Linked DNA regions of Homo sapiens: region 1 is linked to region 2. Evidence: chromatin loops called from intact Hi-C (ENCODE). Cell type or tissue: Caco-2. All regions are shown on one strand. Links, peaks and the distances in the headings refer to the core of each region. The heading gives the core; the rest is flanking DNA. Region 1 overlaps TLN2 (talin 2). Region 2 overlaps TLN2 (talin 2).

What was found. Peaks named below come from ENCODE experiments on the same cell type or tissue, not always from the same donor. Only the 100,000 strongest peaks of a DNase experiment are listed, where the experiment ranks them.
Region 1: it touches region 2 in a loop (2.6-fold over the local background); 6 of 110 quality-filtered maps call a loop at or near these places.

The regions. Positions count from the first base shown.
Region 1 is chr15:62,552,235-62,567,515 of GRCh38, forward strand. All of the region lies in intron 1 of TLN2 (talin 2), which reads left to right. Among named protein-coding and RNA genes, the nearest start is that of MGC15885, 85 kb to the right of the region's middle. In Caco-2, for the core only: no CTCF peak of the experiment used is centred there; DNase peaks (open chromatin) are centred at 6,587, 6,903, 8,517 and 9,107; H3K4me3 peaks cover 1,063 bases.
Region 2 is chr15:62,488,455-62,503,735 of GRCh38, forward strand. The region is part of intron 1 of TLN2 (talin 2); the gene reads left to right. Among named protein-coding and RNA genes, the nearest start is that of TLN2, 110 kb to the left of the region's middle. In Caco-2, for the core only: no CTCF peak of the experiment used is centred there; a DNase peak (open chromatin) is centred at 7,688.

The DNA of each region.
Region 1 (15,281 bases), core at 3,990-11,989, 64 kb after region 2:
GGGCTATATTTTTATTCTATTGTTAATCTGTCTTTTGAGAAATTTGTTTTGACTATTAAATACATACAGTTGATTCCCATTATTCACGGATTCCATATTTGTCAATTTGCCTACTTAGTGAGATTTATTTGTAACCTACAAATTCATGTTTCAGGCATTGCTGTCATTCATTGACTTATGAAGCATGAAAAATTTGAGTTGATCAATGTGCACATTCCTAGCTGAGATCACACAAGAAAACACTCTACCCTCTTGTTTTAGCTCTCATACTGTACACAAGTGTCCTTTTTGTGGTCTATTTAATGTCATGTTTTTGCATTTTTATACTTTTGGGTGATTTTGCTGTTTAAAATGAGCCCCTGGTGTAGTGCTGAAGAGCTGTCTGGTGTTCCTAAGCTCAAGAAGGCTGTGATGTGCCTTAGGGAGAAAATATGTATGTTAGATAAGCTGCATTCATACATGAGTCACAGTGCTGTTGCCTGGGTTAAATGTTAGTGAATTGACAATATATTAAAGAAGGCTCTTTAAATAGAAACACACATAAAGCAATATTATGTATTGATTGGCTAACAAAAATTTTGTGATCAGAGGCTTGTAGGAACATAACCTTGTATTTCCCCTAGGAGCAGAGGTTCAGTATTTGCTAATTCAGTATTCACAGAGACTTCATAGAATATAACTACTGCAAATAATGAGAATTGACTATGTGTTTATTTTTCTAGCCTGTATGTCAGAAGCCTGCATTTTAAGGATCTCACGTGATATGTGATTAAACAAGATTGCTTTTCTTTCTAAAAAATAATATATCCACATTATAAAAACTTTTAAAATAAATAATTGCTGAGTCAAAGGATGTCAGTGTCTTTAAAGCTCCTACATACATCATGAAAAAGGTTGAACTGATTTACAGTGCCAGCTTCAGTATATCTTTGCTGGCTGGCATTATTTTGCATTTTTCATATTATTTAAGAATAATGGCGGCTGGGCACAGTGGCTCACTCCTGTAATCCCAGCACTTTGGGAGGCCGAGGCAGATGGATCATCTGTCAGGAGTTCGAGACCAGCCTGGCCAACCTGGTGAAACACCATCTCTACTAAAAATTAGCTAGGCGTGATGGTGGGTGCCTGTAATCCCTGCTACTCAGGAGGCTGAGGCAGGAGAATCACTTGAACCCAGGAGGCGGAGGTTGCGGCGAGCCGAGATCACGCCATTGCACTCCAGTGTGGGCGACAGAGCGAGACTCCGTCTCAAAAAAAAGAAAAAAAAAATGGCAAAATTGATTCATGTTAGAGAAAATTCAAATTACACAGATATATTTAAAATACAACTTAAAATCCTTTCCCCTTTTTTACTTTTTCCCACCTTTTCCTCATGAGTGTTAAGAATTTGGTACATGTAATTTTCAGGCCTTTTCAGAAAATGCACATAAAAATAAATGAATTTTTTAAATAAATGCATCTATATTAAATACCCCTAATTTAATATAGAAGGGACTGAATTTTTGCCTATTATGTGCCCTTAGCATTATGCTTTGTTATTGCATATAATTTAGGTGGAAAAATGCTTCCTTATTATTTATAAAATACTTATTAAAATGCTTAAGTTGTCAAGAGAAATTATATAGTGATGCTTCTGTTTAATAGCTGTGGTTTACTTTTTATGCTGTGCAATTAGCTTGGGATGCATATCTTTTAATCTAATCTTTTTTTTTTTTTTTGCCAGTAGCTAGAGCTACAGAACATAACACAGATTCAGTCTTGCAGTTTTATTATTTTCTTTCACTAGACTTGACAGAGGATTTCAAGGACTCAATTTTCAGGTAGATAAGTAGTTAATGACTAGATGCAGTTGGGTAAACATTATCTAGGATCAACCAAGATGCTTAATCTAAATTATTACAACAGTTGTTTCTGGAATGAGTACAATGTGAGGAAAACACTTTAGTGTTAAAGTGATTCTCTAACCCCTGCCCCCCTCACTGTGGCAGGAGAAAAGAGGATATTAAAGCTTGGTTGATGCTCATTCATGTATTTCAGGGAATATAGGGACTATTTAATAGTATGAATAGAATTTCCGTAGATAAAGATTTCCTTGATCTAGTATGAGGAAGTGAGACCTTGTACCAGCTGTTGATACCAGATATAGAATTTTGGTTGAGTTTTAAGCCCTATTTATACCAGAAAGCTGTAGTTTTAACTTAAGATGACTTAGACAATGAAAACGCTACTGGGAAAGAGATACTAAAATGTTCACAGTTTTGACTGACAGAAAAACTCAGGAGAATTGTAGAACTTTGAAATAAGTCAGATAAATCCTTTCTAGGATGATGGGACAGAGAAATTGTAAAGGTTTAGGATTACCTGTTTACTGCTTAGAAAAAAATAAAAAATACACTTTTACCAAGGCCAGTAAGAACTATTTTCTGGAACAAACGGAAAAAGCTGGATAATGCTACTGACTGAGTTAAGGGGATAAGCCACCCAGTACCCAGGCCTCAGTTTCACCTAACAAGGAGACAGGCCTCGAGCATTGTTAAGAGCCATAGGATTCTATTTTCCAGTGAGAGAGTACCACTTACGTGATAACTTTGCACCTCTGTCCCAAATTCAGCACTCTAGCAAGATGCCAGGAGTTCTCCTTGCAGGTGTGGAGAAAACTTAAGGGTCTGGCAGAGATGTAGATTTAGAAAATTCGTGTACACTTGCTTTGCTGTGAAAAATTCACAGAATTTTTGAAGTTTATAAATTCTATTTAGAAAGAAAAAAAAAAACACCCTTCTCACTGGTTAGGAATTAGGAGATTTCTTCCCTGTGATATTCTTAGTTTACTCTTGGGGTGATTTTTGTTTGTTTACTAGTGCAGGTATTCAGATAGTCATCTAAATCCTACAGGCACACCCTTTGAAGTGCGAAGCTTTTCCTGCAGAACATCTATGGGAGAGGCCCTTAGTAGAATGTTTCAAGGAAAAATATTTCAGATAGTTGTCCATGTTCCTTTCTTAATTTTATTCCTAAAAAATAGCAAGCAAACTTTTTTTTACGTTACTAATTTTTCATTTGTGAATATTTATGAAAAGACTCAGTTGAAGTGTTCCTTTATATTAACCTTTTTTTGTCTGAAGATTTTTATTTATAGCATGAATGAATTCTTGCTTGCTCTGAAAGATTTAAACATTGTAGAAAGCTTCAGAGTAAAAGTAATAGATTAGATTGTGTCCCTCCTCAGAAGATCCTTTGTAAATAATGTCACTTTCTTGCTGTCTTTGAACTTTGTTTATGAAATATAGGTTTTAACTGTGGCGTTTGCCACACCTGTGAACTTTTCTTTATGTCTTCTGAGTTTTGTAAATATACTTGATATTCTTTGTCTCTTTTTCTGGTAGTTTTAAAAATATTTATCTGTCTAGTCTACCTAGGATTTGTTCTTGTGTATGATAGCAGTAGAGCTGCAACTTAATTTGTATGTGGATTTTTACTTTTCCCGGTATAATGTGTCAAACAGTTTGCTCTTTTTGTGCCAGTTTTAAATATCTTTATTGTATCCTAAATATCAATGTATTTGCTTTCTATACTCTCCTGTTCTAGTGATAATAGAATATGTCTATTTTCATAATGCTGTCACTCTGTTTTTGTTACTGTAGCTTTGTACTATATTTGATTTTATGAGGATATTTCCTTTCATTATTCTTATTTTTTAAACTTTTTTTTTTTTTTTTTGGTCATCCTAAAGGTTTTTCTCTTCCAGTTGGACTTTAAGATTAGTTTTCTGAGTTGAGATGCTCGTTGACTTAACGTTGACTTAGTTGACTTTACAAACTGAGGAAGAATTGTTGTCTTACAATATTGAGTCTTCTCATCTGGGAAATGGTAGTTCTCTCCATTATTGTATCTTTTTGGTTTTTTTTAATGTCATGTAGTAAAATTTAAAATAAGATTGGTTTGGCATATATATGGGTAGGTTTATTTCTTAGGAGTTTTTTTTTTCCTTTCCCCTCCTACCCTTCTTTCTATTCCTATTTGCTATTATGAGTAGAATTTTTTTAAATGCCATTTTCTTTTTTTTCTCTTCTCTTCTCTTTTTTTCTTTTCTTTTACAGGGTCTCACTTTGTCATCCAGGCTGGAGTGCAGTGGCACGATCAGGGCTCACCGCAGCCTCAACCTTCTGGGCTTGGGTGATCCTCGCACCTCAGCTTCCTGGGTAGCTGGGACTACAGGTGCACGCCACCATATCTGGCTAATTTTTTGTACTTTTTTTTTTGTAGAGATGGAGTTTTGCCATGTTGTCCAGGCTGGTCTCAAGAGATCCTCCTGCCGCAGCCTCCTACGGTGCTGGAATTACAGGTGTGAGCCACCATGTCCAGCTAAACAAATGCCATTTCCTAAATGGTTCCTGTATCTGACCATTTGTAATCCACTAGACTCTAGGCAGACAGGCATTCCATTTGCAAATATAGAAAGTTTTACTGCTACTGCCTTCTTTTGAGTACTTTATTTTGTTTTTCTGTCTGCATTGGTTAGAGGGTGAAATAAAATATTGAATAGTAATAGCAGGCATCCTTGTCTTCTTCCTGATTTTAATGGGGCACTATGTATAACTCACCATTTGTTTTCTCATTTCCATACATTTCTGAACTTTTCTTTATAAGGAAACATTTTGATAAGAAAGTATCAAATTAACTGTAATCAGGGGAAAATATTTAAGTCATTTTTCATTTTTTTCAAAGGATTTGGCAGTGATATGAGATGTGCCAAGAAATAGATTTTATGATTGATCAAAAACAGATTCTCATATTTGTCTCTCCGTTGAGGAATTCCCCATGTATAGGAGCATGTTAAAACATCTGAAGACTCAGTGCACTACACAGAACCTCTGAGAAACCCTAGGAACACACTTTGAGCAAGGTGGTCTTATTTTTCTTCAAGGAGGATGTGAGCGGGATCAAGGGTTCTCACCAGTGGCAGTGACCCAGGCTGGGGTGGAGTCTTGGGGTATGGAAGTCGTGTTCTCCAGAAGTAGATGGAGCCACCTAAGTGGGCCCTAAGAGCCAGTTGGTAGGGCTGAAATTGAGAAAATCTTCACTAATTGTCAGATCCAGAGGGTCTTTGGAGGCCGCATGGAAACAGTGAATTTAGAGATGTCACGTACCAAATATAAAAGAGGAAGAGAATGACACACAAGATGTGTGATGTGATAGTGCAGGACTCTGGCACTTTTACATGGCAGGGGTCCTTATCTGTGTTACTGAAGAGTGGGCTGGCAGAGTTAAAGCCAAAGGCTTAGAATGTAACCTCAAACCTTGTCACAACTATTCTTTCTTGCTAGTAGATTCAACTACCTGGGAACACTGCAGTGGCGTGATCTCGGCTCACTGCAACCTCCACCTCCACCTCCACCTCCCGGGCTCAAGTGATTCTCCTCCCTCAGCCTCCCGAGTAGCTGGGATTACAGGCACCCGCCACCACACCCGGCTAATTTTTTATTTTTAGTAGAGACGGGGTTTCACTATGTTGGCCAGGCTGGTCTCTAACTCCTGACCTCAAGTGATCCACCCACCTTGGCCTCCCAAAGTGTTGGGATTACAGGCGTGAGCCACTGTGCCCAGCTGGGAACACTTTTATTAGGTAAACTTCAAATTACTGTGTGTGCCTAAAAGCCACAAGCCCTAGTACCTTTAAATGAAAGGTTTTGCGCCAGTGGTTCTTGGAGCCCTGTGTTCTGCAGAGACGCCTCAGTGGACTGCAGGGTTGTACAGCTCCTGATCTCATTGCCTATTTCAGCCAAAGCAGCTCTGCTTTTATGCATCTCTGTTGCTTATTGGACTTCTAAGTGGAATTATATCTGAAGAAAAGACTTTGCTAAAAAATTTGAAAGCTATCATTGTAATTCGTTTTACTAATTTAAATCGTGTTTGTATGGGTGATACTGATCTTGTCTACATAACTGTGGACATTTTGTATCTCAACTCAATTTTGCATTTCTCAAGGAAAATTTTCTGGCAGGAAGGATTTAAAAATGACTTTGTCATCCATCTGATGTAGATATTATAGGATTTCGAATGTGTAGGCATGTGTTTGGGTCAGTTGTGTGCATGTCTTATTTCCTCTAGTAAATGGTGAGCTTCTTAAGGACCTGCTTGTATCTTATTTATTTTGTTTTGCATTCCTGCTCCCACCATTACTCCTGAGCACCTACCACATATGTTCAGGATGTAGTTCCTATAGAAGAAGAAAAATCATTTTCTTCTTCAACCTTCATAGATTCTTAATTGGAACAGACCCCGTTCTTAGTTGGAACAGACCCCCTGTAACAAAAGACAGATTTAACAAGAGAAAAACCAAATTATTGACATGTATATTTTATATATACGTGGAAGATACCCAGGGAATGAGTAGTTCTCAAAGAGAGGTGGCTTTGAATTCTAGCTTATATAGCATCTTCAACAAAGAACAGTAGGTTTTTAGAGAAGTGACAACACTAAGGAAAAGGATTTTGAGCCTCTATGGGCAGCAGGTTGGGGGAAGATAAGTAACTGCAGATAACGGCTAGTTAGCAAAGTTTGTTCACGTAGTTCCCTCTGGTACCATCTCCAGGCAGAGAAGTGAGAAGCATCTAAAGCTGTCTGCGGTGGTTAACCTTTGTTCTCCCTGATAAAAGAGGGGGCAGGATACCTTTCTTCTTTGTAAACACATATCCTGCTTTTAGGCAGATACAGGGAGAGCAGAGAAGCTTTCCTGCATTTGCTTCTTCTTAATTGTCTTCAGCCCAATAATCCTTCATATTTTGGGGTGGCCTATTCTGGTCTCCCACATTCCTGATTCTCTTCAAACCCCTGTGAATGAACATCCACTTTCCCTTCAGCTAGTGATGTCACTGAGAAGGCAGGAGAGGAGAAATTCAGAGGGAGGAGTCCTCCAGCAGCCTGACTTCCCTCTTGACTCTCAGTGTGCAGGCGAGTTGTTAAGAGAGCTCTAAATAGCCTCTTCTGGGGATTGCTGCATTTTACTAGGATCACCGAAAATTGAGGCGGGAGAGCTTGCCAAGAAAACCTCTCCCAGTTCTGCGTGGGCTACAATCTAAGTAACTGAGGCCAGCGGATGTGGACTGAGCCTAGAGGAATTGTGGTAAGGAAGCCTTGTTTCATGGTGGGATTATCAATGTTGTCCCCAATGTTCAGCTACACCCTTCCTACTCTTCATGGCCAAATTGGAGAACTGTCTCTTCTAAGCAGCTTTGTTTGGCTCAGAGTGAGCTGTGCTCTTTATTCTTTAGCCAGACCATGTGCATTATATCACTAGCACTTTCTTGTGCTCGTGCCACCTATTCTGCAACTATCTAATAGAGGGTTTGGTCTTCCACACTAGCTCTGAGGTAGCACTGTTGCCATAGCACCTGACATATACTGAGTGCTTATTTTAGGCAAGGCTCTTTGGTGGCAATGGAAACCCATTCATACCAATTTGGTAAACAAGGAAGTTTCCTGTATGCTTTTGGAAACAAAGGGCCTTGGGGATCACCAGAACTGGGGACTGAGGCACTGAAGGTGCTCTCCTGGGCTCCCACGTACCTGGTCCCTCTTTTGGTGGGGGGGTGTGCTTTATCTTATTATCCAGATGAACTTGCAAGGTCATTATTACCTCCCAGTTTCCAGTAACCTTCTGTGGCTGTCCTAATCTTTGTGACTTCGTAATCTTCCAACCACTGAACTAGAGTTCCACCAAATAGAATGGCTCAGTTACCAGGAAGAATTCCACTGGCCAGAATTGGCCTATTTGACCGAGACCACACCAGTATTAGATCCCTGGCCTGGAAATGGATTAACTGCCATAGGGTCAGGGCTCTACCCCTGCCTAGATGGCTTCGGGAAAGTGGGAAGGTAGGGCAGGTCCCTGGGGACCAAAGGCAGCTCCTTTGGGCTGGGCAGACCACAAAACACATCTCTTACATTATTTAAGTATTTGCTAGAGAAAATGATTCATCCTATTTTCCAATTCTAATACTCCGTGTTTTTTTGTTTGTTTTTTTGAGACAGAGTCACGCTCTGCCACCCAGGCTGGAGTGCGGTGGCGGTATCTTGGCTCACTGCAACCTCCACCTCCCGGGTTCAAGTGATTCTGCTGCCTCAGCCTCCCAAGTGGCAATGACCCAGGCTGGGGTGGAGTCTTGGGGTATGGAAGTCATGTTCTCTAGAAGTAGATGGAGCCACCTAAGTGGGCCCGCCTAGCTGGGATTACAGGCACCCGCCACCATGCCCAGCTAATTTTTGTATTTTTAGTAGAGACAGGGTTTCATCATATTGGCCGGGCTGGTCTCGAACTCTTGACCTCAAGTGATCCGCGCGCCTGGCCTCCCAAAGTGCTGGGATTACAGGCGTGAGCCATCATGCCTGGCCAATACCCCATGTTTTGATGTGAAATTTTTCTGTGCCTCCTGTCTTTGGTTAAGAATTACCAGGCATTCTAAAGTATGTCTTCACCTGTCTGGACGATGCCCCTGCCCTGCTCCTCAGCCCTTCTTTGCAGGGTGGACTCTGCCTGAATTGCATAATGAAGGCTGTCAGAGAGGAGGGCAGCTCTGCAGGTGATGAGACTTGAGGACAGTGTGTCACCCCTTTCCACTCATCGAGTGTGCAGAACTGCAACCGAGGCAGCTGGAGCCAGGAGGCAACGAGGGTGCTGCAGACACAGCCTAAAGAGTGGTGCCCACTTGCGTGGCTCTTTCCAGAGGGAAAAAATGATTTGCCTTTCCATTTGTACAGAATGTCGCTGCTTCCCATTCTTCCTCTACACAGAAGGAAAGGGAAAAGAAATCATTATTCCAAAACAAGACGGAAGAAAGAGAACTAGCCCCATTCAGGAAAGTCAGGTTTCTGGCAGGGCTGTGCCTTGCGACTTCATTAGACCCATGTGTTATTTTGAGTGGCGGGAATAATAGGACTTGCACCTAATCAAGGAAAGGAATTCCAAACAAAAGCTTGGGTGGGGTTTCCTGGGCAGAAGCGTGATATTGTAATAAATGGGAAGCAGGGTTCTACAGTCCAATCTCTGGTCTGATTACACAAATTATAGCAAAGGGCCTGTTTTCAAAGGAATGTAACACACCCCGCCGAGGCCCCTCCTCAGCGGGTGTGTCTTCATTTCCTCAAGCTCCCTCCTTAACAGCTAACGCCTTCGCGAGAGGAGCTGAGGGCCCTATGCGGAATAATTAAGATGCCTTCTTTAGGGTCTCTGCCTTGGGGCCATTTTACAGGTGAGTTTACCTTATGCTGAAGTCCTTTAGGGACTCCTGTGGCTAACTTCTCCGCCCTTCTCTTGCATTACTGAACAGAAAGCTAGTGCAGGAGCCTGACCTTCCAGTCACAATTGCGAACATTTCCAAGCACTAATGAGCCAAGCGCTTTCTATGGAGTTGAGGAAAGTCTGTCTCTCTCTCTTTTTTTTTCCGCAAAAGGTGTATCATCCCTTGCCACTGTGCCTGATCGCCTGCTGCTGTCCTTGGTCTTCAGACCCCACCCTGGCCTCCTTCCCTTTCCGACTCCCTGGGCCCAGCCAGTTGAGCCACTGAGGAATTCTCCCTGCTGCTTCCTCTTGCAGTATCCTGCTCCCTACCCCACTTTTTCTTTCCTTTTTTTCCCATCTTCAGATTTTAACATGCTCTCCTCACGAAAGCTCCCTGTCCTTTTCCTTCCTGGACTGTCCCTGAGTCTGTTAGATCCCTGGAGCACCCTGCGTTCACGTTTTGAGTTGTTATCTCACCTAGTATTAAATGATACCTTTGCTTCTTTTTCCTTTTCAACTTATAAGCTCCTCGAAGTCTAGAACTGTCCATCTTCAAATTCGCGATACCTGGCACATAATAGATACACCCGAATCGTTTGGAGATATTGTCTCTTAAACAAATGATATATTTTGATTTTATTTTTTAACTACAGCCAATTTATGCCCCATAGCAGATGTATTTCTATTATAGCCCTATCTATGTAGTATTAAAGATTTTTTATACCATTTTGGTTTGTTTTTACCCATGTATCTTGCTGCCTTGTCTCTGTTTAACTTTAAGATTCAAGGAGCCCAGTAACTGTGCGGCAAGGCATCGTGGGACAGTTGCCTGACACCTGGCATCCTGGGTTGTGGCCCTCGTCCTTCACTGGGGATGTGTTTGGGTTACTGCAGAATCTGAAGGGCAAGATGAAATCATACAGGTGCTGGTGCCTGTCTCCTCCTTGCCTGTCTGATGCAGCCTCCCTCTGCTCCCTCTTGGCTCTGCCCCTTCTAGCCTTCCTGAACATCTCTCCTCCATTTATTTATTTATTTATTTATTTATTTCCATAGGTTTTTGGGGAACAGGTGGTGTTTGGTTACATGAATAAGTTCTTTAGTGGTGATTTCTGAGATTTTGGTGCACCCATCACCGGAGCAGTATACAGTGAACCCAATTTGTAGTCTTTTATCCCTCACCCACTTCCCACCCTTTCCCCTCAAGTCCCCAGAGTCCATTGTATCATTCTTATGCCTTTGCATCTTTGTAGCTTAGCTCCCACTTACGAGTGAGAATATATGATGTTTGGTTTTCCATTCTTGAGTTGCTTCATTTAGAATAATAGTCTCCAGTTCCATCTAGGTTGCTGCAAATGCCATTCATTCATTCCTTTTTATGGCTGAGTAGTATTCCATCACACACACACACACACACACACACACACACACACACACACACACACACACACACACACACACACCAGTTTCTTTATCCCCTCGTTGATTGATGGGCATTTGGGCTGGTTCCATGTTTTTGCAGTTGCGAATTGTGCTGCTATAAACATGCATGTATAAGTATTTTTTTTGTATAATGACTTATTTTCCTCTGAGTAGATACCCAGTAGTGGGATTGCTGGATCAAATTGTAGTTCTAATTTTAGTTCTTTAGGGAATCTCCATCCTGTTTTCCATGGTGGTTGTACTAGTTTACATTCCCACCAGCAGTGTAGAAGTGCTCCCTGTTCACCGCATCCACACCGACATCTATTATGTTTTTTATTTTTTGATTATGGCTGTTCTTGCAGGAGTAAAGTGGTATTGCATTGTGGTTTTGATTTGCATTTCCCTGATCATTAGTGACGTTGAGCATTTTGTTCATTTTGTTGGCCGTTTGTATACCTTCTTTTGAAAATTGTCTATTCATGTTCTTAGCCCACTTTTTGATGGGCTTATTTGTTTTCTTCTTGTTTATTTGAGTTTGTTGTAGATTCTGGTTTTTAGTCCTTTGTCAGATGTATAGACTGTGAAGATTTTCTCCCACTTGGTGCGTTGTCTGTTTACTCAGGTGACTTCCTTTTGCCCTGCAAAAGCTCTTTAGTTTAATTAAGTCCCACCTGTTTATCTTTGTTTTTATTGCATTTGCTTTTGGGTTCTTGGTCATGAAATCCTTGCCTAAGCCAATGTCTAGAAGGTCTCCCATTCCTGTTTCTAGCACACTTTGCACATGCTGGGCCTTGTCTCTCTCCCGTTGGGCACAGTGACCTGTCATCCTGCGAGGGTTGGCTTCACTGGCTTCCTCTGGGAAGCCTTCTGTGATTCCTTCAGCTTCCTCTGCCCTGCCATGAACTCTATGGGTGAAAGCCCCCAGTGTGCATCACGTTTTATTGTAGTCATTTGTTTATGGGTCTCTTCTCCCACTGGATGGAAGGGGGTGGGGTTCTCAGGAAGGGAGACCTGACCTTACTCCTTTTGGTATTGCCCAGCATATAGCCGAGTGCCAGGCATGCACTAACTACTAGGTGATCCAGTAAGTTATTTGATAAGGGGCATTTTCTTCCTTAAATAATGAGTTTTTAAAAACTTACTGGTGGTGTTTTGAGTTTTAGAATGATTGCACATGTCCTAATATAGTCAAAGTTTGGGGCTCTGCACTGTGCAACTCTGTTTTACACATGAGGGAATGGAGACTCAGAATCCTTAGCCACACAGCTTGCAGGAGGCAGGATGGTGCCTCAGCCTCAGGCCTTCAGAGTCTTCCTCTGGTGGGCTTCTCCCCAAGCAAGACAGAGTCCTGGAGACTTCATAAAAGTGTTATGCTGGCAGGAGATTGCTGGTGTGCCCGTGGGGTGGAGGTAGACTGGACTCCAGGGAACAGGAACGGCTTTCAGAATTATCCCTGGTAGAGCTGACCTTTTCACACATTGGTGGCAAGACTCATTTCAATCTGCAAAGTGGGAAGATTTCAGAGAATGAGAAAGGCGAGATGAAGTTCTGTGAGCACTACAGAAGGTTGTGCTGAGGTTAGCTGCACCCCTGGATTGTATACCTTATACATTTTCTTACAGATTTTACTTTTGTGGTGTTTTTCCTGTGTGCATTACTTTTCCTATGCTGTGTAAGATGTTGCATTCCCAGGCCAGGCACAGTGGCTCATGCCTGTAATCCCAGCACTTTGGGAGGTTGAGGCAGGTGGATCACTTGAGGCCAGGAGTTCGAGACCAGCCTGGCCAACATGGCAAAACCCCGTCTTTACTAAAAATACAAAAATTAGCTGGGCATGGTGTCGGGCGCCTGTACTTCCAGCTACTGGGGAAGCTGAGGCAGGAGAATCGCTTGAACCCCGGGAGGTGGAGGTTGAAGTGAGCCGAGATTGCACCACTTCACTCCTGCCTGGGTGACAGAAAAACTCCATCTCAAAAAAAAAAAAAAAAAAAAATATATATATATATATACTGCATTCCCCCCACTGACACACACATACTCAGAAAAGCTTATAAATATCCCATTGTTGCCTGCATAATTCCCCCAGAGGAGGAGAGATGCATGCAGGAGCTGCTAATTTGTGCTTGTCTGCTTGCTAGAGACTCACCAGCAGCAAACCCAGACAAGCTGTTAATAAGTGTTAAACACCCCAGAGTCTGCATGCTGGGTGAAGTCCCAGCCAACACTCAGGAGACAAAAACCTTTCCCTTGAGGTAGCCTGTCTTGATTGCTATGGTGAATAAAGTTCATAAATACCATTTTGAGAAGTATTTACGATATTCTTTTGGTACAGTAAAATTTCATTAGTTTGGGATAATGAAAGTCATCTAACTTAGAAGATATAGGGACAATTTAAAAACATTAAAGTATATACATAATAAATTGCACTAGACTGACAGATGATATTTCTAAAAGAGGTTTCTGAAATATGATCTATGACACAAATTTAAGGCATCATTGCCCAATAGAGGGATTTAGGGGATCTGTGCTAATGGATATTTAAGAGCAGCAATTAACATACCACTTCGTAATTAAGTACTCCTGGATTGCTTAAGGGGCACTGCCTGGCAACAGTTGGACCCTTCAATTCCTTACGTAGCCCAGTGTTCATCTGAATGAACTTAAAACTATTTGACTACCCTTGTTTTGCTAGGCAAACGCTTTAAACTTCCAGTTGTGAGTCTAGGGTTATCTCACATTATGAATTAATGTGGTCTACATGAAGGACATCCATCCTCTTACGTTTCAAATCAGCAAATATTTGAATGTGTGCTATGTGCAGCAGTGTTAGTCAGCTTTCAAATAATAAAATGTATTTCCCGCCCTCAAGAAGTTTGCAGCCCACTGTGTAGGATAGACAGAGAAACTGGCATTTGGCCCTGGCATAGCATTGTCAGGGGCTGGGCTTTGGAGTTGGATGGCTCTACTGTTTACTAGCTGTGTGTGTGTGTGTGTGTGTGTGTGTGTGTTTTACCTCTTAAGCCTCAGTTTCTGCATCTGTAAAATGAGGATCATGATACGTCTTAGGGTTATTGTGAGGAAAAGCAAGGTAACCCATGTAAACTCTCAAGCATAAATGTTTGTTGTTTATCTGGTATGGCTGCTGCTGATGCAGTAAGGAAATGACTGAGATAAAGCATGGCAAATGTTCCATTAGACTAGGTATGCGTTATATCCCTGAGAACACACAGGTGTGAACAGGATAACTCCTGTTGGGGGCTTGGGGTGCGGGCAAGAGAGGCCAGTAGCTGGGGAGAAAGTTAGAAGGCTACAGATGAGCGGGACATCAGTACTTCTCTGTTCGTTCATTTGGCAAACATTTTTGAACATTTTTGGTGTGCCAGAGACTTCACCAGGCACTGGGATTATAGGAGTGACTCAGAACAGATTAAAAACCCTGTTGGAGCCTGCATTCCCAGGGAGAGAGAAGGGAAGTGCACACCCACGTGTGTAAGAACACTGAGGTGAGGGGTATAAGGCGAGTTCTAGGAATGTGGAGTAATTAAATATGGCCAGAAAATAGAGGGATGTGCATGGGGTATAGGGGAACTGGATGACCAGGCTTAGGAGGGAAGTGAGCACATATTTGCGAAGGCCTGATGAGTCTTTCTAAAAAACTCCTGGCAGCATTGAGTAGCCACAGAAACCTTCCTTTTTTTTTTTTTTTTTGAGATAGGGCCTTGCTGTGTTACCCAGGCTGGAGCGCAGTGGCACAAGCACAACTCACTGCAGCCCCAAACTCCTGGACTCAAGAGATGCTCTCACCTCAATCCAGGTCCTCACTGTGTTGCCCGGGCTGGTCTCAAACTCCTGGGCACAGTCTTCCTGCCCCAGCCTTTCAAAGCACTGGGATTATAGGCATGATCTGCTGTGCCCAGCCCACTTTTTTTTTTTAATATATAAATATTTTTATCTGCTGTCATTGTAACCCTTATTTCTTATAGAAAATATATACAGAATTAGAAAGTAAAAGCAAAATACCCATAGCCCCCACCTCTCAGGAAAAAATTTGTATTTTGACCAACTTATTTTCAGGTTCTGCCCCATGGCATTAATTTATTTCTTGAGTCGACATAGTTACGATCATAAGTACAATTTAGTTATCTGTTTTTTTCCCACTTATTATAGAGTGAGCATTTTCTCAAATTCTTGTAAACAGTATTTTACTGGCTAAGTAGTATCCACTCGGGAGTATGAAATATGGTTGACTTAACCAGCTCTTTCTTTCGGATCATTCAGTTGTTTCCAAGACCTTATTAGCATAAAGAATGAATGTTTAGCATCTTGATTTGTGAAAGCATTTCTGCACCTGAGATTATTTCCTAGTGTTAAATCTGCAACATTGTGATTACTAGTTCAAGGCAGTGGACATTTTCAAAGATGTTTGAAGTTTGGAACACATTGTCAGAGTCCTTCCCTAAAAGATTGCACTGACCGAAAAATAGTGTAAAGCTCTCTGTGTCATGAGGCACCTGGAGGCCTGGTGAGGGTGGATTTGAGCAGCAAGATGCTGGTGGGAGTAATATCCAGACAAAGCCTCCCC
Region 2 (15,281 bases), core at 4,009-12,008:
TAGATTCACATTTTGTAATAAAAGTTCATCCTTGCAGACCACCAGCAGGATCCAGTGGGACTACACTGTGAGAATCACTGCAAAATGGCCAGAATTTATGTTTGTGGGAAAATCTGAGTAATTATTGAATGACTACCCAGCATTGCCAATTAAAACAAAACTTGGATGAGACCAGTCTTCCAATTCTGTCTGATGAAACATAAACGGAAAGCCTTTATAATGTAATATTACTGCCTGAGTGATTATTTTCAGAATACAATGATCAGCCAAATGGCTTCTAATTGATCTCAAAATATTTACTGAGCCTCTCAGTGTGATAATGTTCTGCTGAGTTGCTGATTTACCCCCAAAAGAAGACAGTAAGAATATGAGCATTCCAAGACTAATAAGATACACATGCCGTGAATGGTTAAATATATAAATATAGGCCAGGCGCAGTGGCTCACGCCTGTAATCGCAGCACTTTGGGAGGCCGAGGTGGGTGGATCACGAGGTCAGGAGTCCAAGACCAGCCTGGCCAATATGGTGAAACCCCGTCTCTACTAAAAATACAAAAATTAGCTGGGCATGGTGGTGCATGCCTGTAGTCGCAGCTACTTGGGAGGCTGAGGCAGGAGAATCACTTGAACCTGGCAGGGTGAGGTTGCAGTGAGTTGAGATTGTGCCGCTGCACTCCAGCCTGGGTGACAGAGCAAGACTCCGTCTCAAAAGCAAACAAAGAAAATATAAATATAGAATGCACAACTCCATGAATGACATGAAGGTATACACAGGGGTCCTCTTTTGCTCCTTTTCTTCACTTTTTCTAAAACAGTCCTTTGGTATCTTCAATGATTCATAATCTGTGAAAAACCAAACAGGTTACACAACAAACTCAGGTGCAACTTCTCAAACAGCCTAAGCACATGTGTCCCAAATAATTAAACAATTTATCTCAGAGGCACTTTTAAAAATAACGCTGTGCAACCATTCCCTTCTAAGAAACCTTCCCTGAAACTTTTCATATAAACCATTAGTAATTGGTGAACTGGTAATTTCTGGATCCTGACTTTATTTTTTAACACTCTCCTTCTCCCCTCCACCCTGCCCCCAAAGCACAAATACCTCATCCTGGTGGTTTCAAAGTAAAGTCTACAAATCTTCAGTTCTCCTCCCTTTAAGGGACAGAGCCTGATTCCCTTCCCCTTAGATGTGGGTTGGACTTAGAAGTGAATCACAGTGTATAGAATCAAGTGGAAAGGATGGCATGTGATCGCAGAGACCAAGTGACAAAAGGCACTGTGTCTTCTCCTTGTTCTCTCACGGATTGCTTCCTCTGAAAGAAGTCCGCTGCCATATTGTGAAGGTGCTTCAGCAGCTGATGGAGAGTCCCACAAAGTGGGAAACTGCATGTTGCCCATTGTCAACAGCCATGTGAGTACCCCATGTTGGAATGGGTCCTCAGCCCTGGCAAACCTTCAGATGATTGTAGCTCCTGCCCACATTCTGAGTCCAACTCAGTGAAAGAACCACCTAGTTATGCCGCTCTCAAATTCCTGACTCATGAAATCTGTGAGATTGTGTTTATGTGAAGGCATTGCATTCGGGGGTAATTTGTTATGCAGCACCTACAATAAGTAACAGACCTTAGATCTTCAGCAGTGATTTTAGCATATTCGTAGTGAGACTCAGTAGCACTGAGACATAATCCACAGGGATTTTACTATTATAAGCATTGTTTTGAGGCTTTTAAAGTGATAGCTAACATCATGCGATAGATATATTAACCACTTCCCTCCCCTGGTGTTTATTTTAAAGGGATTGTTACCACAATTAAATTGATTTATGGATTCATTTGTTTATGAATTTTTTAAAAATTATTTGTTCTGGCAGTTGTTAATGCTTGAACTTACTTATGGGGGTTATCTCTATGTGACTTGGGATACACGTTTGTCTCTATCCTCAGAGGAATTAGCTGTGGCAGTAGGGCCTTCAGCACATCCCAAAGACAGTTGGTTGGAAACATAAATATACTTGGGCATGTATTCCCAGAGATTGTGCTTGTGTCTAAATTGGAGTAAAAATTACAGGCAGCCTTAGGAAAATACATTTGGAGACATTCCGTCTTCCCCAAAAAGATGTTAATTATTTAATAACTCCTTATCTTACACCTTGGTATTAGCAGGAGCTTCTCGGTGTTGTGTGTGTTCTTACTTTTTAAAGACACAGCTATATGTCACTTGCTGTTCTACCTGTGGAATTTTTTTGCATGAGGAAGCTGCTTTGGCCAGGTATACATCACTTTTTCTACACAAGTCCTCTGTGTTTGATACAGAAATGCTAGGTAAATGTGCTAGTGCTAGAAATGCCAGAAATAATTTCCAGGTTCCAGCAAGATTGCTTTGGGGTCATTCCCACCTTTAACACTGAACCCCCCAAATCTGAGATAGGTCTCAGTCAATTTAGGAAGTTTATTTTGCCAAAGTTAAGGGTACACACCGTTGACATAGCCTTAGGAGATCCTGATGACATGGGCCCTGGGTGGTTGGAGCACAGCTTGGTTTTATACATTTTACAGAAACATAAGACTTCAAAATATGTAAGATGGTCAGGCGTGGTGGCTCACGCCTGTAATCCCAGCACTGTGGGAGGCCGAGGCAGGCAGATCACCTGAGGTCAGGAGTTTGAGACCAGCCTGGCCAACATGGCGAAACCCTGTCTCTACTAAAAATACAAAAATTAGCTGGGCATGGTGGCACATGCCTATAATCCCAGCTACTTGGGAGGCTGAGGCAGGAGAATCATGTTGCTTGAACCTGGGAGGTGGAGTTTGTGATGAGCCGAAATTGTGCCACTGCACTCCAGTCTGAGTGACAGAGCAAGACTCTGTCTCAAAAAAAAAAAATATATATATATATACACACACACACACACACACACACACACACACACACACACACACATTTATATAAGATGTACATTGGTACCTTCTGGAAAGGTGGGACAACTGGAAGTGGGTGGGGGCTTCCAGGTCAGAGGTAGATAAGAGACAAATGGTTGCATTATTTTGCATTTCTTATTAGCCCTTCCAAAGTGGGCAATCAGATATGCTCTTATCTCAGTGAGCACAGGGATGAGTTTGAGTTGTTTGTCCTTTGTCCACAAGGAAACTCCTTGTGAGGGAGGTAAGTAGATAGCTTTTTTTTCTTAGTAGCTATCTTTTTTTAGGAATAGAATGGGAGGCAGTTTTGCCCTAAGCAGCTCCCAGCTTGACTTTTCCCTTTGACTTAGTGATTGGGGGGTTCCAAAATTCATTTTCCTTTCACAACTCTTACAGTGTGGTAGTGCTTGAAGTTTCATAACAGTCAGAGCAGAATCTCACTGCTTGCTTCCTGCTGGAGAGAGGAATCTCTGTCCTTCAGTGGATGATGTTTTCTGTGGTCTTGTTCAGGAATTTACAAACTAGAGGAAGCCTTATCTCACCAAGGGAAAAAAAGACAAATAATTGGCCTCTGAGAATTGCGGCAGGGAGCAGGGAGTATTAGTGGGGGCGTCTTTTTCTCTCAATTTCTGGTATATACATATGTATTTTAATAATTACTAAATGTCTAACAGAATAAATTTATGAGTAAGCTAAGTTATTCAGATGTATTTTGATAACTTATTTATTATATAAATAATATATGCTATTATAGATAAATTAGAAGATTTAGTCCAGTAAAAGAAAATAAAAACTGGCCGGACGCGGTGGCTCACGCCTGTAATCCCAGCACTTTGGGAGGCTGAGGCGGGTGGATCATGAGGTCAGGAGATCAAGACCATCCTGGCTAATATGGTGATACTAGCCGGGTGCGGTGGCTGATGCCTATAATCCCAGCACTTTGGGACGCCAAGGCGGGTGGATCACGAGGTCAGGAGATCGAGACCATCCTGGCTAACACGGTGAAACCCCGTCTCTAATAAAAATACAAAAAAATTAGCTGGGCGTGGTTGGGAGTGCCTGTAATCTCAGCTACTCCAAGGCTGAGGTGAGAATTGCCTGAATCCGGGAGGCAGAAGTTGCAGTGAGCCGAGATGGCGCCCCTGGGCGACAGAGCGAGACTCTGTCTCAAAAAAAAAAAAAAAAAGAAAAAAAGAAAAAAAACTATTCCAATAATCCCAATGTCTAGAGATAGTCTGTTTTTAAAATAATGAATTTTGCCCTATGTCAGTTTCCTTTTGTGATTTTTTTTCAACGCATTTCCCCCCATAGATTCAGAATGTCCCAAACTGTGAAATTTATAAATTAAAATGTATAAGTAAGTTTTTATTTCCCATTCATTTATTCCAAATAATTGCCTTTTGTTATGGTAGAATTTGAGTAATCAAAGAATTCTACCATAACAGATTCCACAGAATTCCATAGCAGAAAAATCTTGGTAAATCCTTGTGTCTCTAATAGTCCTTGAAAGAGGATTTTCAATGCTGCTTTGGAAAAGTGGGGTAGCCCAGGACGTTCTGGCTACTCTTCCTGCTGTCACTGACATTTGAGGACTCGGAGAGTTGTTGTGGCCTTCCTGTTAGGGGTGGAAATATTGGAGGGATTGAAAATCTGGAACTCACTAATTGCATTTGTGTTCCCTCTGGCCTTCTTTGGGGGTGCTTGGTCGGATGTTCATGGTTCAGGGAGGGACAGATGAAGGGCGTAAATCATGATCTGGGAAGTCTGGTCCCTGAACAGCTGTCTGCCAGCTGCTTCACTGGAAACTGGGCAAGTACGAGTGAGCTTTCCTCTGATGGTCTGAAATTGCCAGAAACAGCAGAGCCATGCTCCAGGTGCTTGTTGCGGGAACTGAGTTCAAATCTTGCCTCTCCCACCTAATGGCACTGACTACAGGCCAGCTATGTTGAAGCTTCTGGGCCTCAGTTTCCTCACGTGTCAAACACTGGTGACATACCCACCCCTGTAGGTTTGTTGTGCGGTGGGTGTTAACAACATACATGCCTGGCTCATAATCACTCATAAGGCCCTGTCCTCCCCTTGCTGTTGTATCATTACAATTGAGTATAGGATGGGTTTGAGCAGGTTATTGTCAGGAGTGTCTATTCTAAGCTTTCGTTACAAAAGGTCCCCCAAATCCACTCAGCTTTCACGCTCTCCCACGTAGGAAGCTGGCCCAACACCATGGAGGTTCCCCCCCGCCGCTTTTTTTTTTGAGATGGAGTCTCACTCTGTTGACCAGGCTGGAGTGCAGGGGCACAATCTTGGCTCACTGTAGCTTCCGCCTCCCGGGTTCAAGCGATTCTCCTGCCTTAGCCTCCCGAGTAGCTGGGACCACAGGCACACACCACCATGCCTGGCTAGTTTTTGTATTTTTGGTAGAGACACGGTTTCACCATGTTTGCCAGGCTGGTCTCGATCTCCTGACCTCAGGTGATCCACCCACCTCGGCCTCCCAAAGTGCTGGGATTATAGGTGTGAGCCACCATGCCTGGCCGAGGTTGCCTCTTAGGTAAGTAAATAACAATCTCCTTGTCTCAGGGGAGGACACTGCTGATGAAGAGTTTTTTTTAGATCTGTCAAAATTATGGATACCACCCCCCTTTGTCTGGGTGATCCTAGGATTCTTTTATTTTCAAGAAGACAACTGGGAGGAAGCCATGCAGGAGACTGGCTGTGGTAGTTTTCATGTGAATTTTTATCTTCAGTGCTTTTCATGTCTTCAATTATCCAAGTACCCCAAGCCTGTGGTTTGCCTCAGTTTGGGTGGGCATAGCCAAGGGGGTTCCAGGGCCGTCCAGCCTTCACTCAAGGATGACTTTCCCTAGGCTGAGGGCAGTGGACCCTTGACAAAATTTAATTACCGTCTCTGCTTATGGCTGGACCTCAGCTGGCAGGGTCTCGGGGGCTTTAAACAAAAGCAGGAGCCTCTCCAGAAGTAGATTAGGGAGATTTGCATTCAGGCCAGGGATTTGTACATGGTGTTAATTCTCCTCCAGGCAGATATCTGCTTGGGAAAGGGCTGTGTGACCCTATTTAGAAAAATGGCTACACTTTGTTAACCTTTTTTCCCTTAAGAAGGAAAAATCATTAATGGCAGAAGTTCAGGCCCCAGAGGGGATTTTCTGGGTGATTCTTTGTTTCAAGAGTCATGTTTCCCCAGATGTGATTAAATTGTCCGTAACTTTTAACTCTTCCCTCCCCCGTGCTTTAGTTGAAAAATAAAATCTCTGTTCATATTTCTTGCATATCATAGGCTTATGTCTCTTTCCAGCTCTATAAGTCAAGGCTAAAGATTTTTTTTTTAAGAAAGAGGAAAAAAAAGACATTTATTTGAGAAGACATTTTTGTGTGTGCCCTGCTCCCACCATGCATTCATTCGGTGCTGGAAAGTGGTTAGGGGATTCTAAGCAGCCCCCTTGCTATAGCTGGACTGTGACGCTGTCCCTTACTGTCAGTCTGCTTGGCTCCTCCAGACCTGATGCAGATGCTGCCCGCTCCCCACACAGCCCTCCTTTTTCTCTGTTCCCGGAACACTGTTTGCTTCTGTTACTGAGAAGGCAATACTGGGTAAAGGAGAATGATGCACGATGTGGAGCTGGAAGACCCAGGCCCAAAGGCAGCTTTTACCACCTCCTAGCTGTGCTACCCTGGGCCCCTGAGCCTAGAGTTCCTTCACTGCACTTGCAATTGCACTGTGCAATGCCTTCTCAGTCTCCTGGCTAGAAAATGGAACTCCTGGAGGACAGGATGTTTTTCATCCTATTATTTCCAGTCATTTATCTAGTCATTCATTTCTTTATATAATGACCCTCCTAGGACCTAAGAATAGAGAGATGAACGCGATACATGTGGTAGGAATTGTAAGTTGCTGCTTCTTTTTGTTTTTGTTTTGAGTGATCCACTGATGGTTGAGAAAGCCTAGGATCTTTCTCCCCAGAGAGAATGCCACTAGAGAGGGGGCAGAACATGACCCTGCCTGTTGACCCCAACTGTGACACTTCTGAAACCAATCTTAGGAAAGCCTCTCATGGGAATGGCATTTCCAAGATTAGGGGTAAAGTGGGACCTCCCTGTTGAAAAGTTGTCCTGCCCTCTGTCAGCTAGACATGCCATAAGCAAGGGAAAGAATGACTTTTAATGACAGGGGTAGAAATTGGGAGCAAGAGGCTGAACACATGGAACAGAATTTTTTGAAGTGCCTTGTTAAATGGAAAGTAGATGTAGGAAAATTTGAAATGCTGGTATTTCAGATGGGCCCAGGCCTATCACCTATTATTCCACCTGGAGAGGGTAGACTTATATTACTCCTCCTTTTTCCAGAAGCAGTTTGTGTGTAAAAGCCCTAAAGGGCCACATTCCACTTGATCCCTTTTATTAACGAAATTGTACTTTGCAGCAAGGTGGGGTGTGGCCACAGAGCTCTTTAAAGATGGGAGCCTGGAGGCGGGAGGTTGGCTAATTGCATGTTGCCTTTTGGCTTCTTTCCAGTCTTTAATCATGGATGACCTCTTATCTGTAAGTTCTAGGCCAAAAAAAAAAAAACAAAAACCAAAAACAAAAAAACCTTCTGTTTATCTTCTTTGTGTGCTTTTTATGAAGCTAAACAGATGATGATCATGATCTAAGCACTAGCTTTGGAAGGCAATTGTAGTGGATGGAAAGGGTCAGGGTGGATTCTACGCCAGATGTCAGCCTGCAGAGGCTGTGATTCCAGGCTTCACTTGGTTGAAGTGACCAGTCTGGCCAGCTTTGCTAGGCCTCCTCTTTCTGACTCACTGTTCCCATGGATCTCTGGAAGCTGCTGGTTCTTACGTGTCTACGAAGAGAAGCAGCTTATTTCCTGGGGTGAGGCATGCCCAGAGAAGATTTACTTCTCAAAAGGCCTACTTGAATGTAGTTCACAAGCCTGGCTGTGCCTCAGCATCACCCGTACAGCTTAAAAAGAAATTACACGGAACCACATCTCCTAGAGTTTCCCTTTCAGATAAGGATTGGAATGTGTATTGTAAAAGAGCTCCACCCGTGACTAGGATGGGTGTCAGGACTCAAGACTGTCTACCTTCCTCACCCACACTTTGCAGAGAGTGGGCTGTGGCCCAGCAGCTTCCCGTCTTGGAGCTTATCAGGAATGCAGATGCCCAGATTCTACCAGGCTTCTTGCATCAGAACCCACTGTTTAAAGGATGGAGAAGCCCTGCTCCAATATGGCATGTGGTATGATCAGTGCCTGATTGTTCCCGGAAATGGAACATTGACCTTATGCATTGATGGCTGTGGTTTACCAATACCTATGCTCCTAAGAACTGGGCCAACATCTGCATAGATCCAATTTTTAAAAATTATAATGTGAATCGTCTCTGTTATGGATCGCGACCAACTTCTAAGTTGCTTTGCCTTCTATTGTCCATTATACACACATCAATGGCATTCATTTAAATATACTTAATTTGTAAAATGAGCTGTGTTCTGTAGGCAGATAGGAGTATTTGTGTTCTGCCTTTATTGCATGTACACAGGCAGAGCACAGGCCTCTGCTCCTGGTGATGGTAAGTAGTCTCCAGTCGTGCCTCCCTCCCCTCAGATGGAGGTAATTTCTTCCTCCTCTGGATTATACCTGTCCCTTACATGTGTGACTGTGATTGCACTTGCCCTGTGTGTTGGAATTTTTTGTTGACATTTCTGACACCCGTGGGAATGAGGCCCTTTTTATTCATAGCTGCATCCCCTGTGTCTAAGAGGGCATACTTAATACATAGCAGAGATTCAATAAATGTTCGCTGAGGGAGTGGATGAATGAGTGGGGCTGATGATTGAGAACTCCCAGTATATCCTACATATGGACTTGTGTTTTCTCCATTCCTTCCTCCCCAAAATATCTGGGGCAGCATGTGAGAGTCTCTTCATTTTCTATTGGAAATTGGAGTACTTGAATCCAGAAGTTTAAATCTATGAAGGTGAAATGCGGTTAGGCTAAGTGGATGGACCCTTAGTTAGATCCTCTCTGGGTGATTTGTTTCCCCAGTGGTACTTTCCTCTGCTCCTTCTGGAACTCCAGCAGTTGCTCCTTGCCCTCCAATGGCTGCAGGATGCCTGCTTCCTCTGTGTGGGAAGAATCCTATTTCCTAATCCAGCAGGCATTTTTGTTGGTAATTCTGAAAATCGTTTCTCAGGGCTCTTTCCTAAAGTTGTGGCCACCCAGCAGTGAGTTAGCCACAAATGGCTCAGTGATAGCAAAGGCCTAGTTGCAATATGATTTTTTCTCCCTGAGGATGGTTTTATGCTGAGAGATTCTACATTTGGTTTTAGTAGAACTTTAAGCAATTCATATTTGAGAAGATACATTTATAGCTCTAAATTTTTTTAAGAAGAATGATTTCCAGTGCTTGTCTGGTTCCTTTTTTCCATGGTGGGGTTTTGGCTGCTTTTATGTTATATAGCATTCTGGCTTCCCCGTGCTGCTGACCAAGCGTGGACAGTTTTTGGTTTGCTGTTTTAAAGCCAAGGAAAGGCCCATGCTTCCTGTCTTGAGAAATTTAAAGTATGGAATTTGGCCAGGTGTGGTGGCTCACACCTGTAATCTCAGCACTTTGGGAGGCCAGGGTGGGCAGATCGCTTGAGCTCAGGAGTTCGAGAGCAGCCTGGGTAACATGTTGAAACTTTTGGTACGAAAAGTACAAAAATTAGCCGTGATCATGCCACTGCACTCCAGCCTGGGTGACAGCGTGAGACCCTGCCTCAAAAAAAAAAAAAAAAAAAAAGAAAAAAAAGTCTGGAATTTTATACCTGTTAAAAATATAAATAAGAATTAGATTTTTAAATTCTGAAGTAAATAACCTGGTTCTTCTTACTTAACCTGAATTTGCTAAGTATCTCTTCATGATTCTGAATGGTTAGATCCTGCCAAGGCTGACCCTAAACATTTGTATAGTTTTAGTATTCGATCCTTGAGTAGTCACTGGTCAGTTCCCCAAGGGTTGACTTGCCTGTTGTTGTTTTACTGGCTACTTGGAATCTGCCTGGAAGGCCTCCTGAGGAGTTTGTTGGAATTATGCATATACAGTAATCAGAGTTCTGAGTGTAGGCAAAAGTATCTGGATTTCCTAGAAAGTGAGGGGCTGCTGGACAGTCTCTTCATTTGCCAAGGGATATTTTAAAATAACATGCTTCTGTATCGGTGGCTGTGTTCTAGAGAGCTGGGGTCACCGTAAGTCTGATGATATCCCAGTGTCTGTCACAGGAAAGTGAGGTACATCCACGTATCTACTGACCCCCAGTATCTGGTGGGATATCTTTCCCACAAAATTTGCTTCTTAGGAGGGTTTTTTTTTTCCTTATAGTTCTTTTCATATATAAATACTAATCAGTCACCAATTCATTACATTTTAGGAACAGGAGAGTCTGTGAATGACATGAAAAATTATTAAAAGGAATTTGGCGAAACTATTAAAGGAATTTACCCACTCTAAAGAGAGCTGTACAGGGGTTATTGTTCTTGTTAAACAGAGTAGAGGTCAGTTAGTGGAATGTGGAGAGTTTAAAGTCATTGCTGACTTAATGACTAGTGAAAGACCAAGAAGATATGGTCTTTGCCACTGTACTTCTTAATGACAGAATCAAAGACTTACTGTGTGGACTTTATGGAAGTCTCTAGGAGTAAACTTGATGACAGAATTTTTTTTTTCTAGGCCATGTTTATATTTTCAATCTGTTCTTTCTGCTACCTGGGACATTATTTTTATTTATTACAAAACATTGACTAGAGGGGCTCACGCCTATAATCCCAGCACTTTGGGAGGCTGAGGTGGGAACATCACTTGAGCTCAGGAGTCCAAGATCAGCCTGGGCAACATGGCAAAACCCCGTGTCTACCAAAAAATACGAAAATTAGCCAGGCGTGGTGGTGCTCACCTGTAGTCCCAGCTACTCGGGAGACTGAGGTGGGAGGATCGCTAGAGCCCAGGAGGCAGAGGTTGAGGTGAGCTGAGATTGCACTACTGCACTTCAGCCTGGGTTACACAGTGTCTCCAAAAAAATAAAATAAATAGAGAAATGGCCTGGATATGGCTTGAAACCAAGCCTCTTTTAAGCAAACGTATTTTAAAACTGAGGGGAAAGGAGACAGGGCCAACATGCCAACTGATGAATGTAGTTTGCCCCACTTTACCAGTCCTTAAATTAGCAAGGTTTCTCTTCTTTGTTTTTGAGACGGAGTTTTGCTCTTGTTGCCCAGGCTGGAGTGCGATGGCATGATCTTGGCTCACCGCAACCTCCACCTCCTGGGTTCAAGCAATTCTCCTGCCTCAGCCTCCCGAGAGTAGCTGAGATTACAGGCATGTTCCACCATGCCCGGTTAATTTTGTATTTTTAGTAGAGACGGAGTTTCTCCATGTAGGTCAGGCTAGTCTCGAACTCCCGACCTCAGGTGATCTGCCCGCCTGGACTTCCCAAAGTGGTGGGATTACAGGCATAAGCCACCGCTCCTGGCTGCAAAGTTTCAAAGTTTCTTTAAAAACAAGCAAAGAAACAAACAAACAAACAAAAAAAACAGTCAAAATTACAATTCAGGTGAGGGAGGAGGAGTGAAGGTCCAAAACAGATGGTGGGCGTTGGTGGTTTTCTCTTGTTTAAAATGAATGTAGGCCAGGCGCAGTGGCTCAAACCTGTAATCTCAGCACTGTGGGAGGCCAAGGCGGGCAGATCACCTGAGGTCAGGAGTTCACGACCAGCCTCGCCAACACAGTGAAACCCGGTCTTTACTAAAAAATACAAAAATTAGACAGGTGTGGTGGCGCATGCCTGTAGTCCCAGCTACTCAGGAGGCTGAGGCAGGAGAATTGCTTGAACCCAGGAGATGGAGGTTGCAGTGAGCTGGGATTGCACCATTGCTCTCCAGCCTGGGTGACAAGAATGAGACTCCATCTCAAAAAATAAATAAATAAATAAAATGAATGCAGCAGGGCTTTCTGGCCCAAATTGCTCTACAGAACTTTGATTGCTAGGGAACAAATATTCATTGTCTCCAGTGTGCTCAGTACATAGGCATTGTGACTGGCCTCCATACTGCAAAACAAGAAGACACCTTTGCAGTGGATTAGAATGTTTAAACTAAGTTCCAGATGGGTCAGGCAGAGTCTAACTGGCCTTTGGACCCTTGGTGTCTAGACAAAGCCAGGCTTATAGTAGGCAAATGTAAATGGAGGCAAGGGAAGAAAGATTTCATTAAGCAGAATTATCTGAGAAATGGCTGAGAAAAGACCCGAATATCTGCTATGGCAATCTCAAGTGACATCAATGCCCACTTGGAGTTGGGCACAATGTGAAATTCCTTCTTGAGGGAGCGCTGTTGGGAAAGGAATTTTTGCCTCAATTGGGCAACTTTTTCCTGCTATTTAATATGCATACTCTTCTTGAGCAGTTAAAGACGCAGAAGAAAGATAGTATTGTTTCAAGACAATTCTCCCAGGCTGCTCTTGGCCATCTTTTCTGAGTGTGCAGGCCCCACCACAGTCCCTGCAGCAACACAGTTTTGTTTGCTTAAAATTTGGTAACCTAAGGGGGCTTGAAGTCCCGCCAGGGCACTTCTGGTCCTCACAAATAGTGCCACTGAAAAACGCATCTTGTGCAAGTTTCAGAGCTTAGAAATATTCTGCTTAAATGTGCAATGCGCCATGGGGCATGTTATAGACCATCTCATTGAGCAAAAGATAAATGACCTTTCTCAGAAGGCTGAAGGAGCTTGGGACAGGTAAGCCTCCCTCTGTTCATTGTTTAAAAAAAGGAGGAACTTTTATCTCTACTTCTTGCTTCTACTTGGCCAAAAGAAGTGGATTGGGTCATCTTTTGGCATCAGGGCTATGCAAGTCCCTTTTGTTCCTATTTCTCCTGAGCAGGCCACATGTGTCTCTCTTTGCCTGAATTTCTCAAGCCTCCAGCTGAGGCCAAGGGCAGGGCTGGGGTGGACACTCATGACTGGCCATTGAGAACCCCCATCAATTTCATCCTTGATAGACTTGTACCAAAAGAGCGACCCTCCCACAAGGTTGCTGGATACACTTAGTTGTTTGGTTGGCTCTCAGAAAATGAAGCTTGCACTCACACTGCCCCGGGAAAACGTTAATTCCTGGTTAGGGCTTTTCATGATTCTGTCACACTTTGAATAGTAAGACCACTTGCTGTGGTGCAGAATATCTGGATTTCAGAAGTGGCTGACAAATATTTTTTGGAAAGGAATAGTCACAATTAGAGGGACCCATCCACACTGATGTGACAGAACCTTTGGATGTTGTTTTTTGTTTAATTGGACATAGTTATATCAACAGGATTTGAAGGTGGCAGATGATTGCATGCTCTGACTAATGAAGGCTCACTGGGCTTTTCATGTTTTTTATTTAATTTTAAGTATCTATTTTGAATAATCATGTAAGCCTTATGCCTGATTTTTGAGATGATTATTTCCAAGGTAGGGAACTTAGTGAATGGGCATCATTTCCATGGAGGGTCAAATACCAAGATACTAGCTGAAAGCCAATTAAGATATAGTTTGGGCACCTTGGTATCAGTGGGTTGGATACCACTGCATGTGATATGGCTTTGTGACCTTCCTCGCTCTCTTTGTCCTAAGCCTATGATGGGCCTTATAGGAGAACTAGTCACAGGTGGCTCTACCTTTAAGAATATGCCTGTGTAATGCATGGATGATTGGAAGGCATTGCCACAAGTTTCTTCAGCTGAAGGAAGCTTTACGGAGTTGTGGGGCTTATTCTCCTTGACATGCTGCTGCTCCTTTTGTGTTTTCATTTTAAAACAAAATATGTATTGTTTTTCTAGGGAAAGGCACAGTAGCTTGAATTTACTATATTTGACAGCTTTTCTCAAATGCTTTCAAAACATGGAGTTGCTAGAAAACAAAGGTTTGAACTGCTGACTTCTTCTTGTGAGAATATTAGTTTAGTTTTGGAGTTTTAAAATTTCTAAGGAGGAAGAATGTCTTTGTGACATATAGGACAAGCACTGGGAGGGGAGTCAGCCAGGGTGTCAAGCCTGTGCAGCTGCCTGGTGCCTGACCTGGGACAGATTGCTCTAGGCTGCAGGCATGGGGGTTTATTGCCGAGGCACTGGGCCTGGTGATACGAGGGGTCTAAGTGGTGAGTTTCAGACAGAAATCATCTGTACTCTTGATTCCAAAGCTGGTAATCATGACTGTATTGATCCATAAAGACTCATGATGTATCATCTGTGCTTGGCTTCTGGCCTGGCTAGGGGAGAGGAGACGGGGCGTCATCTGGTTCTGCATCTGGATTTGGAGATGGAATTTGAAAACACACAGGCAGGTTATGAGAACTGCCACTTGTAAGAATGCAAGTGAGTGTGAGATAGAAAGGCCCGGTGATAGATGGTCTTGGGCTTCTCTGTTTTCCTATCACCTGTGTCTCCCTTCCTTGCTCTTGTACTGTTTGGTAACAACTTTGAGGTGAGTCCTTTCCTTTTGGCTGTTAAAGAGCCCAGAGGTGGGTTGGAGGAAAACAGCTTTGTGAAGCCTGCAAGAGTTGACTTCACAGTTCCGTTTGCTGCGTTTTCAAATACTGCTTTATTAGCCACCCCCTCTTCCAAGGCCAGGTGATTTGTGCCTTATGGCCTGGCCACTCTGAGTCATAGTGCCTATGTTTGTGTGGCCAGATTGCAGACTCTGCTACAACAGCGTCAACAAGTTCCCTTTATAGCCATTAAAATATATGTACATCTATTATTCTTTATTATAAAAGTAATATGTGTTCATGGTAGATAATCTGTAAATATAGAAAAATAAAAAAATAATAAAAGTCACTTACTCAGTGAAACCAATGCACCTACCCTCCTAGGAAGTGGCCATCAGTCCTGTGTCACCAGCACTAAGATCTGAACTAACCACGTGCAGATACCTGGGATCAGTAGGATTTCTTCACATCTTTGTGTGTGCTGTGTAATTATTCTACCCTGAGCTCGAATCCTCCACTTCAACTTTTAGCACTGATTTCTCCGCTTAACCCATGTGTGCTTTATACACAGAGAGACTTCTTAAGTGATTAGTGGTTCAGTCACTGCCACAGTCTATTAAAGCTTCTTAGGGAAGTGATTTTCTTTCTGTGGTGTGAAAAGGAAATAACAATGTCTGTCTTGCTCTTTAACCTGTCTCTTCTTGGAAATTCCCAGGCATCTTGGAAGCCATGTGTCTGCCCTTGGCTGTGCTCTGTGGACCTCCTGCAGTATGCTTGCCCCATTTCCTCTCTTGGCTCTTTGCCAGCTTGTGGCCTTTCTAGAAGGATATTGTCCTGTTGTGAAT